2 separate regions of the Mus musculus genome follow, and region 2 is linked to region 1. A link is a contact called in ENCODE Hi-C or POLR2A ChIA-PET data. All regions are on one chromosome and are shown on one strand. Each heading gives the region's core, a stretch centred on a gene start or an enhancer-like site at or near the end of the contact. The rest is flanking DNA. Distances are from core to core; before and after follow the strand shown. Region 1 holds the start of Myo10 (myosin X). Region 2 overlaps Myo10 (myosin X).

Region 1 (5,875 bases), core at 2,838-5,337:
GGTGTGTTTGTGTGTGGTATGTGTTTGTGAGTGTGTGATGTGTATGTGTTTGTATATGTGCGTGTGGTGTGTATGTGGTGTATATGTGTTTGTATATCTATGTACAGTGTGTATGTATGTTTGTGTGTCTCTGTGTAGTGTGTCTGTGTGTGTTTGCGCGTGTGGTTTTGAGTCTTTAACTCCAGACCTTTACCACTAACTTACACCTGCAGCCCTCCTCGGAACATCATTAGGGCTACATTGTAAGCCAGACTGAACCAGACTCTGAGAAAGAGGCTTATCTACCATATGTTCACTAACAAGCTGCCTCCTGAAACATTACGATCCGCTTTCTACACTTACATTTATGTATATGCAACCTCCATAGATTTAGTATGGACATGAACGTGTCCATTTATGTGGTTGTTAATCCCTGAAAGGTCTGCTACTCAGAGAGCCATTATGCCACACCTCTGCCTAAAATAAAAAGCAGAGCTGAGCTCTTTGGAAATGCTTGGCGCCCCACTGTATTCCAGACACAACCACAGGCCCTTGGCTCTGGGGATGGGAACACAGAGCCCACTTAAAACCTCAACGATTTTGCACAACAGTCTTGTCATTTCTGCAGCGGAACCTTTGCTATTCTCTCTCTCTCTCTCTCTCTCTCTCCCTCCCTCCCTCTCTCTCTCTCTCTCTCTCACTCTGTGTGTGTGTGTGTGTGTGTGTGTGTGTTTTATTGTACATAATTGCTTCTGGTTACAGACATACCTAAACCTAGTTTCTGCCTGAAGTCAACTCTTTAATAACAATGTCACAAGAAATGCAGAAAACACAAGCTTTCCTACGCATGAGCACACACAATTAACTCAAGAGAAGTCATAAAAACTTAATGAAGGCCATGAAGAAACTGAAACCTGACTGGGGAGTTTGGCACACTCCCTTTCGCCAATCCTGGAGCGAATTTTAAAGGCAGCAGTGTCAGCTGATTGGCACAAGCCCTGCAAGCTTCCCTGGCCACTGGCCCCTAACAGGATGTCTGATCCCAGTTAAACCAGGCAAGTGCAGACAAGAAGCGCACACACAGGAATTAGGACCATGAGGCAACTGCTTCTCTCAGGGCAGCTCAGCTGGGAGTTGTTTTGTGGCTGTAGTGACTTCAGTAACATCTGCACACATTCTGGGTGTTGAAAGTTGAGGGGAAGGGTACATGTCTTGAGTGAGTGAAGGTCAGAGATGTTGCTCTCTGTGCTATGGGCGTAGACAGCCCCTCCAGCAAAGAGGTACCTGGCCCCCAATGACAAAGGTGGTCTACGCAGCAGCCACACAGAATCACAAGTGTCTCCTACTTCCTTGTTATCTGACTCACACATGTAAGGCCTCACTCGGTTAATTTCTTTTTTAGTTGTTAGCATGAGTTTCAAATTGTTGGCTAACAAGCAACAGGTCGTTATCTCTAAATCACAGAGAAAAGTTAACAAAGAGCAGAACACTGCTTAGTGTTAAGGAAGGCCTAGAAGCTAGCTTGCTCCTGGATACCAATCAGTCCCTAGAAGCTAGTTGCCCTTGGACACCATGTGATTCCAGCGCTTTCCAGTCTAACTGGATAAACCTTCTCAGGACAACTGACGGTGTTCTCAGACATTAAGGTAAAAGGCTCTATGTCAGGTGTGTGTCTCCCATCACTACATCACTGTTTAGCTTTTTCACCTGCCCCGCCGCTACGTGGAGGGCAGAATGCTGACAGCTGACTAGAAATCACTATGATAACATAAACACTAGAAATCATGATGTTAACATAAACATGCCAGCAAATTAAAAGCAATATATATATATATGTGTGTGTGTGTGTATGTGTATATATGTGTATGTATGTATATGTATATGTATATGTATATGTATATGTATATCCCAGAAATACCAGCCACCGGCATCAAAGGGGAAAGGCTAGGCCTCCAGTAACACATTCTTCAACCTTGGGCTGGTAACTTACTAATCTTTGGGTTAAGATTCTTCACTAGAAAGAGGAAAAATGAAAATAGGCAACCAGTAAAGACAACTTCACTGTTATTCCAATCACGGAGATCTCCTCACAGAGAAACACAGGTGAAAAGGAGTTTTTGGAATTACTGAATAGTCCCATAACTTAGAGGGGTTAGTGCTAGGGTTAAGTTTCCGCCACTAACACTAGGGGGCAGAGTTCTACCCAAGGGGAGACTTTGGTCTTCAGGCTTAGGGAGACTGGTGGCCCTTCAACAACCACACACAAGTTTTCTAAAAGATCACCAAGTCAAGAACTATTTTCCCTAGAGACAAAACCTCATTCTTCTTATAGATAAAAGCAACTAAAAACCCAGCCTAGCGGTAATTTACTGTTGTAGACCAACTCAAAAGTCCTGCTGCCTTCATACAGGTAGGAAACAAACACCCACGAATTTAAAAAGCCATTAAGGAGTCTCTAGTTTCTATATATTTCTGAGGTCTCTATTTTCTATATATTTCCCTTCTTTTAAGTAATGGATGGTTAATGTCTTTCCAGGATGCCTTTCAGGGTGACAGAGACAAACACTTTGGTAAAAGTCAATTCGAACATTATACAATACATCACTGTGGCCATTATAAGTAGCTGTCTGAGAGTACAGTAAGTGAACGTCAGACCTTGAAACACTATAGCCAATTAACTCTGACAAAGCAAGCTAGCCAAAGCACAGGCAAATTCTCACCACTCTGATTTGCTGGAAGATTCCAAGACTGTCCTGGATTCACAAAAACCTCACCCTGACTTTTCAGCAAAAAATCTCATCAGCCTCTCTCAAAGTCAGCTAAGTTTACTCTGAGCCACTTCAAACCTCAAAACTTAAACAGAATTTATTAAATAAACACAACCAAGAAAGGAATCGGGGCCAAGAAACCAGAGCGGCTCTCCATCCCTGGGGGAAAAGGGAACTTTCAAGTCCCGTCTCAAGTAACTGTGGTGTCCCGCCCTCAAAGACCCTAAAGCGGGCATCGGTTTCATCTTCTAAAATAACCATTGTTTGCCCTAAACAAATTTTATTTAAACTCGAATTCAAGATCTGCCAAAAAAAATGGCATTAAAAACAAGATCATTCGGTCTCGTACTCTGGAATTATCTGCAAACCCGACCTGAGCAGTACTAGTAAAGTAAGGACCCCAGACTTGAAAGCCCAATGAGGCAGGGCAAGCAGTGACCGAGGACCCAGCCGGCCGGCTCACACTTCGTTAGCCGGCTCCTCTGGAAGCCACAGGAAGCCCGCACGTTCAGCAAAGGAAGTCCCAGACCTTTCTTGGAGCAAGGCACCTCCCGGCTGCGCCTTTTACCGCGTTTCCTGCACCCGAGCCGTCCGGTCCGCAGCTCTCCCCCACCCGGCGCCCGGGGACTCACCTGGCGCGGAGTGTCAGCTAGCCACCCACGCCCGGGGACATGCGAGCGCAGGACAAACTCAAACCTGCCTAGGCTTACTCATCCGAGACTCGGGGCCGGCGGAGGGAGTGGGGTTTCAGGAGATTCCCACAAAGTTTCCCCTCCTGGGGACGCGCAGGCGCTGGGGCGCGCTCGGTGTGCCGGTCCGGGTCCCGGTCTCAGCCAGGTCCTCCCCGCCACTCACTCACCTCGGGAAAGAAGCTGTCCATTGTTCCGGCGCCCGCACCTTCCCGGCACGGCTCCAGTCGCGGAAGTCAGCGCAGCGGCAGGTCCCGGGAAGCCACGCGTGTCACGGTGCGCCTCGGGGCGACTCCAGCCCGCGGAGCCGCCGCTCTGCCATCCCCCGGTCGCTGCTGCTCCTCCGCACCTTTTGTCCGCGTCTCGGACCTCCTCTGTCCCAACCACAGCCTTTGTCTCTCCTTCCTCCAAGTTCCTCACTTCTGGGCGAAGTGCTCCCGGGAGGAGAACAGCTGGTGGCACATTCTTCCCGAGCTGGGGGAGGGCCGGCAAGGGGCTGGCGACGCGCCTGCCTCCCTTGGAGCTCCGCCGGGGGCGCTCGGTCCCAGCGGGGGTGGGGTGGACGACTTCGGATCACCAGCAAACCAACAACGGTGAGCTCTCCCGCCCCAGGCGCGGCCGGCTCTCACCAGCTCTCCGGTCTCGCTTACCCTTGTGCTCGGTCCGCCCCGCCCTCAATCCCAGCCCCCAATATATAACCACGCCTCCACGAGTAAAGCCACGCCTCCTACGGACCTGGCCCCGCCCCCAGAAACTCCTCCAACCTGCGGAGACTGAGCGTCTGCTCTCAAATATACCCAAACCCCGCCTACTCGACTCCTGGTCACGCCCATTATAGCCCCGCCCACAGCCTGCTCGGGCTTCCTACATGCCGCGCCCTCTCCCAGCTACCACCCAAACCACGCCCACCGGATGCGCGGCCCCGCCCCTCGGAGCCCTGCCCTGTGCTTTCCCTGAGAGCGGCGGGTGCGCGGAGTCCCAGCTACCGCCTAGATCCACTCTGAATCCATAGAGCAGTGTGCTTCTCCTGGGTCTTCTTGCCACCGGCCTAGGCGCTATTAGATGACTTGACTCTTCCCTCTGATCGTAGATACTAGAAAGTTACCCGGGACTGAAGAGGAGGGGCCCCACGGCGGTGAATGTTAGACACCCCAAGAACCTGCTCCACGTGGATCTCATCATTGCGACTCTATCGTGCGATCCCAGGACAGGAAGCGGAAAACAGGAATCTGAACTTTTGAAAGCTGCTTTTCCTTGTTGAGTTTCTCTGCTCCAAGTGGGTTTTTTGATAGCCACAGGGAAATGTTTTGTATACTGGAAGGGGACGTGTCCTATAGCACTTGTAACTGTAACCTCTTTTTCTGGACGTAAAGGAAGTAGAGCAGATGCGAGAGAGATGGGTAATTGCTCTCGGTTCACCAGGAGTCAGTCCTGATTCTCACCGAGACAACTCCAGCTTTATTGTGGCCAGGAATCTGGGGATCCTGTAACACGGACTGGGATTCCTAAGTCTGCTTTCCTAACAGGAGTCCAGAGGGCCCTCCAAAGCTGGTGCTTGGCCCACTGCAGAAAGAACTCCCAACAGCTCAGAAGGAGTTTCCTTCTGTAGCAGTTTAGCAAGATCAGGTCACCCAAGTACTGGATCTATGAACCCTTTGAACCAACCGGCTGGGTGTTGTCAGACTCACTCCGGAACCACACAGCTGGTCCAGCAGCAGGTTGTTAACTGGCAAGCTGGGAACAACAATGAACTGACTTGAGAAGTTCTACTTAAAGGATTTGTTAACTGCCAGCCGCTTGAGAAAGATACTTTCCAGGGCAGTCTTTCTGGAAACAGACACAGCCTTCACTATCCCAAGCTGCACCCTGCCTGGTTAGGTACCCGCTTCTTAGGTTTTTTTTTTTTTTTTTTTTTTTTTCCAGATGTTGGAAGATCAATCACATATTTGGCTTTTTCTTGATGTCCTATCCACCTGCAGTTGGGAGAGTCGAAGCTTGTGCTCAGACTGAATGAAATGGCTGAACATGTGAACCATCTTGTCATCTTTATTTGGGAATTTAAGCATTATTGAACTCCAAAGCATTACATTAGTGTTGGTGACCTTACTCCCATCTCCCCACTTTGAGGGAAGATTCAAGGTATAAACCAGTTAATGATACATGTGCTATGCCACGTGGCTGGTTTTTTCCACGGGTTTACACGAGGCTGAAGGAAGGTTAAGATGGAGCCAGAACAGATATCAAAAATGCTCAACACAACCAAAGTGCTTAGTCAAATGAGCTTTGCCACCAGCTGTGTTCAGGTAGGGCAGCTGAACAATTATGCCATTATCCCATTAATCTACACACATCTCTGCAAGAAAAATGATTTAAAGAGCTGGTTAGAGTATGTGGGTGTGAATTGGTTCCCAGCATCGGTCCTGTTCCAGACTCGTTGGG
Region 2 (5,920 bases), core at 1,715-4,214, 58 kb before region 1:
TGCTTTGACCCAAAAAACAAAGGCTCGTTTGCTGTCTTCAGAGCCAGCCTACTAAAGGCGCACACAGGCCAGATGGCTTCGATTCCCTTTCCCCAGAGTAACTGAAGGGGCTGACATTTCTACTGTTTACTCAACGAGTCTGATCCCGATGGCCACGTGAGGTACAGAATTTCTGTAAGACAAAAAAGGAATGCTTTTAGGCGAGCGAGAAGTTAACTGGCCTCCATTAACATCCCAGGAGCTGTAGTCTGTCCTGCCTAGGCCAACATCAGTACGGAGAATGCCTTCATCAGTGACCACCGGACACGCAGCACAAAGCTATTTCTTATTTATGTTGGCTTCACACAGTAAATCCAACATGCTGACCTCTAGCTGCTCACACAGATTTTAAAAAGAATTCTGAAGGAAGAATACGAGACATTGTCGGTTACAGATGTAAGACCCAAAAGGGACACTAGTGGGGGTATGGGGGACGGGGGGAGGGGGTGGAGGGCCATGCTTAGGCAAGCTTAGGCCATGGCCCAAATGGCTTAAGGCAACCACCTGAAAAGGTGAGGGGAAGTAGCTGGCAAAGGTCTCATCTGCTCCCTACGTTGCCCTTAGTAAAACCATCACAGTGTAAGACCTCTGTTTCTTTCTTTCTTTTTTTATATTGAAAATTTTAATGTAAAAAAGACTAAGTCAATTTTTTCTTTTCTTTTTTTTTTTTTTTTTTTTTTTTTTTTTTTTTTTTTTTTTTTTTTTTTTTTGGTTTTTCGAGACAGGGTTTCTCTGTGTAGCCCTGGCTGACCTGGAACTCACTCTGTAGACCAGGCTGGTCTTGAACTCAGAAATCCGCCTGCCTCTGCCTCCCAAGTGCTGGGATTAAAGGCGTGCGCCACTATGCCCGGCCTAAGTCAAATTTTTAAAGCAAACATGCCATAACAATATGGCGCCATTTCCATAATCAATGCCCATAAAATGGCATCAGTACAAAAATCTAAGCAAAGACCGTAGAGTAGCAAGTAGAGTGCCAGGGAACGCTGGCTTTAAGAAGAAGCTTTAACAGGTAAAAAGGAGAGCATAGGGCATAAGTGGAAGCATGCAATTCAAATTTACAAATTATAAAAATTCTCCACTCTTATAGCTGGTTTCTTTTGAATGGCTAAATTTTACCCTAATTTTTTTCCCATCAACAAGCCAATTGGACAAACTCATTTATCCAATTTACACGTAAATTTACACGTAAGTAATGTAGAAAAACCAGAGACATTATTCAGATGAGTAAATTCTATTCGTTTTCATCATCTCTGTGATCAGGTTGCAAAGGACAAGCTTTTCTCTTTGCTTTTCCTAAGCCACTGCTTCCTGCTTCTTCAGGAACCTGGCTCTCCTCTTTAGACTCTTTAGGGGACAGCCTGAAGAATTCCCCGATGCCTTTTTGAGCTTGGGAGTTGGGCGCACACAGACTGGGTTCCCTCCTGCATACTTATTTTCAGCTTTTCTCGATGAACTTGAAGAATTGGTGACAAAGGTGGAGGAGCCAGGCACCCTCCTAGGGGCTTGAGAAGCCAGCGCTTTTCTGTAGGCTCCTGGGAAGTAGTTCGCTTTGGGCTGCACCATGTTCACACAGGAAGAGACAACTTTCACCGACACCCCAACTGCAGATGTCTCAATTAGAGAAGAACCCCAAGACCTCTGTTTCTTTAGGAGGCCTATTTTACTCTTTGGAGCTAAAGCCTCTCAAGAGAGAATGAAAGAGTAGTTCTGAGATTCCGATGATTTTGTTACTGGTATTTCTCAGCCTTTGTATTTCTTAAGAAAAAGTCACACTCAAACGCAGACCAGTGGCCTTAGGAACATCACCTGGTCCACCTAACTCAGTTGACACTGAGAAGTCATGTCCTCAGATCTGAAATTTTCCCCTGTTGATGCCATAGAGAAAAATCAAAGGAAACGAACCGATGCTTACAAATGACATCCTAAAACTCAGAAGGCACACGTGACTGTGGGTCATGTGGTTGCTGAGAAAGATCAGGCTGTCGCATCTCCTTACAGTAACCCTTTGACACTACTCAAGCAGGAGAACCTAGAGTCTGTAGTAAATTCAGAGGTATACAGATGTTTGTGTGTGTGCGTGTGGAAGCCTGAGGCTAATATCAGAGTCACCCTGGATCTCTTCTCCAGCCTAGTCCTTTGAGGCAAGGACTCCTGATCAGACCCATGGCTTTCACTGCAGCTACATCATGGAGACTACATTCTTGGTGCCCTTCCTCTCCGCCTTCCTAAGCTGTAATTACAGGCTGCCGTGCCGACCCAGCACGTGCGTGGCTCTGGGAGTCCAAATCCTAGGCCTAATGTCTATGCTTTAACCAGGCCCCAGAGCCTACGTTTAAAAAATACGATACTCTACATTAGCAAATTAACTGGTCACTGTGTGTCTCTGTGTGGAGGAATGAACAAGAACTTCCCCCGTAAGCTTGGTTATCTCGTCTGATTCTCAGTCTGTGGTGCAATGTGGAGAGGTCACAGGAGGTTATAAGGTTAGAAGCCTTGCTGGAGGAAATACATCCCTGGGAGTAGACATCTCCCCACTTCTCATTCTCTCTCTGCTTACACTTGCCAGTGAGAATGTGAGCCCTTAGCTTCCGCCTCCAGCCACCATCCCTGCCATTTGTCATACTCCCCTGCTAGGATGGACCACAGGACTGTCAGTCCAAATAAACTCCCCTCTCTACACTGCCTTGGCCCTGGTGCTTTACCACACAGCCACAGAAAACTAACCAATTCACTCCGCATGTCACGGAGAAAGCCATTCTCTCCTACAGACGAGCTACCAGTAGCACGCTCTCCTGCTTAGGCAGAAGAGGCAGGAGAAGGGTCCCCGGAGACCCTTGGTGTTTATCTATGGCTTCAGAACTCGCCAGACAGGAAGGAAGGCAGCTGTTCATTCTCAGAGGCTGTCTGTCACACCACGGGCTGCCAACACACTGTGCACTGCACTTGAGATCCTGGTGTCAGTCTCCCTTGGATGTCAGCTAGCCCTCTTCTCTTCTCCAGGGTGAGGAAAGCATCCGCTCCCGACACTGAGTGATAGCATTCACATCAGGCCTCTTGGAGAAACTCCTAGCTGTGCCCACTCAGCTTCCCTCATGCCAGGCTTCTTCCACAGCGCCCACTCTCCAGACCTTACTGATCTGTCGGTCGTCTTAGAGGTAGGAGAAAGTGCTGCCGTTTTCTCAGACACGAGACTATATATTGCATTTGGGAGGCAGAGACAAGAGGGAACCAGTGTCAAGGGAATAAGGTGGAAGCCACGCCCTGGCCCTCTGCACACATGAGCATGTGTGTTTCTATCTACACACATCCATGCACATATAGCACACACCCATACACACAGCTATCATACAAAGATCTTTTAAAAGACAAGCTATTTCTTTCTAGGTCAGACCATAGCTCAAGCTTATGACTATTATTAATGAATCAAATCCTAGGTGCTAAAATATGGCTGTAGACACTTTTGCTCTTTTTTCCTAAAAGCCACATCTGCAAACTATTTTAGGATCTCTGTCTGAGCTAGCAATGAGCCGATGATGTGGAATGTGACCATGCCTTTCCTTGGGCTATAGGACTTATTTTCCTTGTGGTATTTACATCTCTGCAAAGAGCATCCCAAACTGGGCACCCAAACCACGCCTGGAGTTTCAGATGTTCACTTCTTGGGATGCCGACATCCCAAGCTCACTTTTGCTGCCTCCAGCAAACTTTGTTTACTGTTTTCCAAGGAACGGTGATTACAAATGAATGGTGCAAAACAAGAGACGAGTTAGAATAAACGTTTAAAATGAGCTATGTTCAAGTTCTCATTATAAATACATTATATGCATCTTTTAAATGAGATATGTTCAGATATATCGGGGTCGGGGTGGGGGGCGGACCAGGTAATGCTAGAGTTGAAACAGCAGCAAGGTGAACCTCCCTGGTACCTCCACTGAAGACAGAAACTGGGTTAATGGGCCAGGATTTGCCATCTACAAGGGAACTGGCAGCACTCCTGGGAGGCGTGGTCCCTTTCGAGTTCTTGGTTACAAAAGCTCCCTGAAACAGGACAGCATATGTTCCAATCCATTGTCACAGGAGTGGCTGTCTGGGCTCAGCCAGTTTACATCTGTCATTAGCTCTATTTGCAAGAGCAAAAGCAGATGCCTGGATCAAGAGACCATGAACTCTGCCTAGGCAGAAAGATGGGTCTATTTCAGAACAGAGGATCATTCCAGGAGTCTGAGATACTTGCTCAATTCTCCAGGGTGAGCTACCCTGTTACTCTCTCCGGAAGACTCCGAAATGGCATTAATTATTGCAAAATCACTCCGTGAACCACTTGGTACATCCAAACAGCAGCTCCCTTAAAGAACACCCCCTAAAATACAATTTCTGCATTAGGAAACTTTAAAACAGCTTTGCGCTGAACCTCCAAAATCAGGGCTGAAGTTTTATGTCAGATTGCAAAAGTCTCCTCTAAAGTCTTTAAAAAAAAAAAAAACCCTTTGGGGCTGTTCTTTAAATCAGAAACTCACGTGGTATAATCAAAATCACCTAACATATCAACCATGGTGCAAACTGCAGACATTTCATCTTCAACAAGCTCGTGAAAAATGTATCCACAGGGATAGTTTAAAACCAAATTCCAAAGAAAGGCCTCTTCAAAAGGCGCCTTTCTCGGAACGTTTTAAAGGTATCCAGGAATCGTTCCAGTAAAGCAAGAGGGGAGGGAGTCTGAGCCTAGGGTGGGGACTCTGGACCTCAGGCAAGGGTGGGGTGAGTGGGTGGACATTGTTCTTGCTCATTGGGATCCTGGGGTTCTGACCAGAGGAGGAGACAGGAGGGATGGAGCCCCACTCTGGAGGGACAGTTCTGTACATTTCCCCTTCCAGAGCTTCATTCACTTCCCCTGCCTGCTCTCCTGGCTTTACCTGTGGTTCTTTAACACCAGGTGGCACGAAGAACTAGATGATTACATCACGGCAGGCATGGGGCTCACAGAGGGTGAACGGGAGGCCAGCCTGGGCTACACTGTAAGAGGCTACCTCAAAATGAGCACCACAAAGCGGAAAGCTAGCTTCAGACACAAAGCTACCCTCGGGAGTTCTGACTGAGGCTTCCAAAAGGAGAGAGAACCCGTCTCCTCCTCCAGCCTTAGCGCCTCACTGGCAAAAGGAGCGCCTTGAGTGCCTCACGTGGCACCTGGTGAGCTAACACCAGAGGGGCTGCTTTTGTAATTATAAGCACCAGGGTCAAGATTTATACAGCAACTCGTGGGTGTTTGTAAGCACAACTGGCCTGTTTTGTAAATAGAAAAAGGAGGCATAAATCTTCCTCGGAAACGTGCTAGGCTGGAATCCACACACCCCGCAGACTTCTCCCACTTTCGCTCCTACTGGGCGTGGCTCTCCATCAAGTCCTGGAGGGGGAATGTCACAGACTGAATCCCTGGCTGACATTAACTCCGAAAAACCGTGATCTCCGGGTCTCAATCGTTCCGGACACAACAGTGTCAAGGAGGACTCCTCTGTGCTGCAGCAGTTGATGGGGAGTTGATGGCCTATGAGTGACCACCTTTGTCTTTAGAGAACAGGTATGGTGAGAACGATGATGTGGGGGTACTAACTCCCCAACCTGTCATGCCCTACAACTGTGCTTTCAAAGTGTGGCTTCCAAATCAGGAACGTGCAGAGCACGTGCTCCGGTGCCACTTAATGAATCAGGAAGGGCCAGCGGAAGCCCAGGACCCAGTGGCTCACAGCTTCCCATCAAAGTCTGGCTCTTACTCAGTTCTAAGAGCACTCGGTCAGGGGAAAGCAAAGGGTTTTGTTTGTTTTTAACTAAATTTTATCTAATGTGTGTGTGCCAAGGCACCATACCACATATATGTAGGCCAGAG

What was found. A loop is a pair of places that touch in the nucleus more often than their neighbours do. ChIA-PET counts read pairs that join two places held with the same protein, here RNA polymerase II (POLR2A).
Region 2: a map of v-Abl transformed pro-B cells shows a loop between it and region 1 (2.5-fold over the local background). The contact joins the enhancer-like site here to the promoter of Myo10 in region 1. A Hi-C loop is called at or near these places in 4 of 37 maps with a recorded cell type or tissue (gastrocnemius, heart and v-Abl transformed pro-B cells). POLR2A ChIA-PET finds 5 or more read pairs at or near these places in 3 of 5 experiments (Patski and embryonic stem cell).

The regions. Positions count from the first base shown.
Region 1 is chr15:25,620,762-25,626,636 of GRCm38, reverse strand. It overlaps Myo10 (myosin X), which reads right to left and starts at 4,087. Exons shown (of 41, transcript NM_019472.2): 1 at 3,607-4,087. The coding sequence starts at 3,627.
Region 2 is chr15:25,677,480-25,683,399 of GRCm38, reverse strand. The region is part of intron 2 of Myo10 (myosin X); the gene reads right to left. It also overlaps the pseudogene Gm2862. Among named protein-coding and RNA genes, the nearest start is that of Myo10, 58 kb to the right of the region's middle. Within about 2 kb of position 2,964, at least 1 of the 3 ENCODE cell types and tissues checked has a DNase peak (open chromatin) inside an H3K27ac peak, as active enhancers do; it is heart, where a contact is called at or near this core.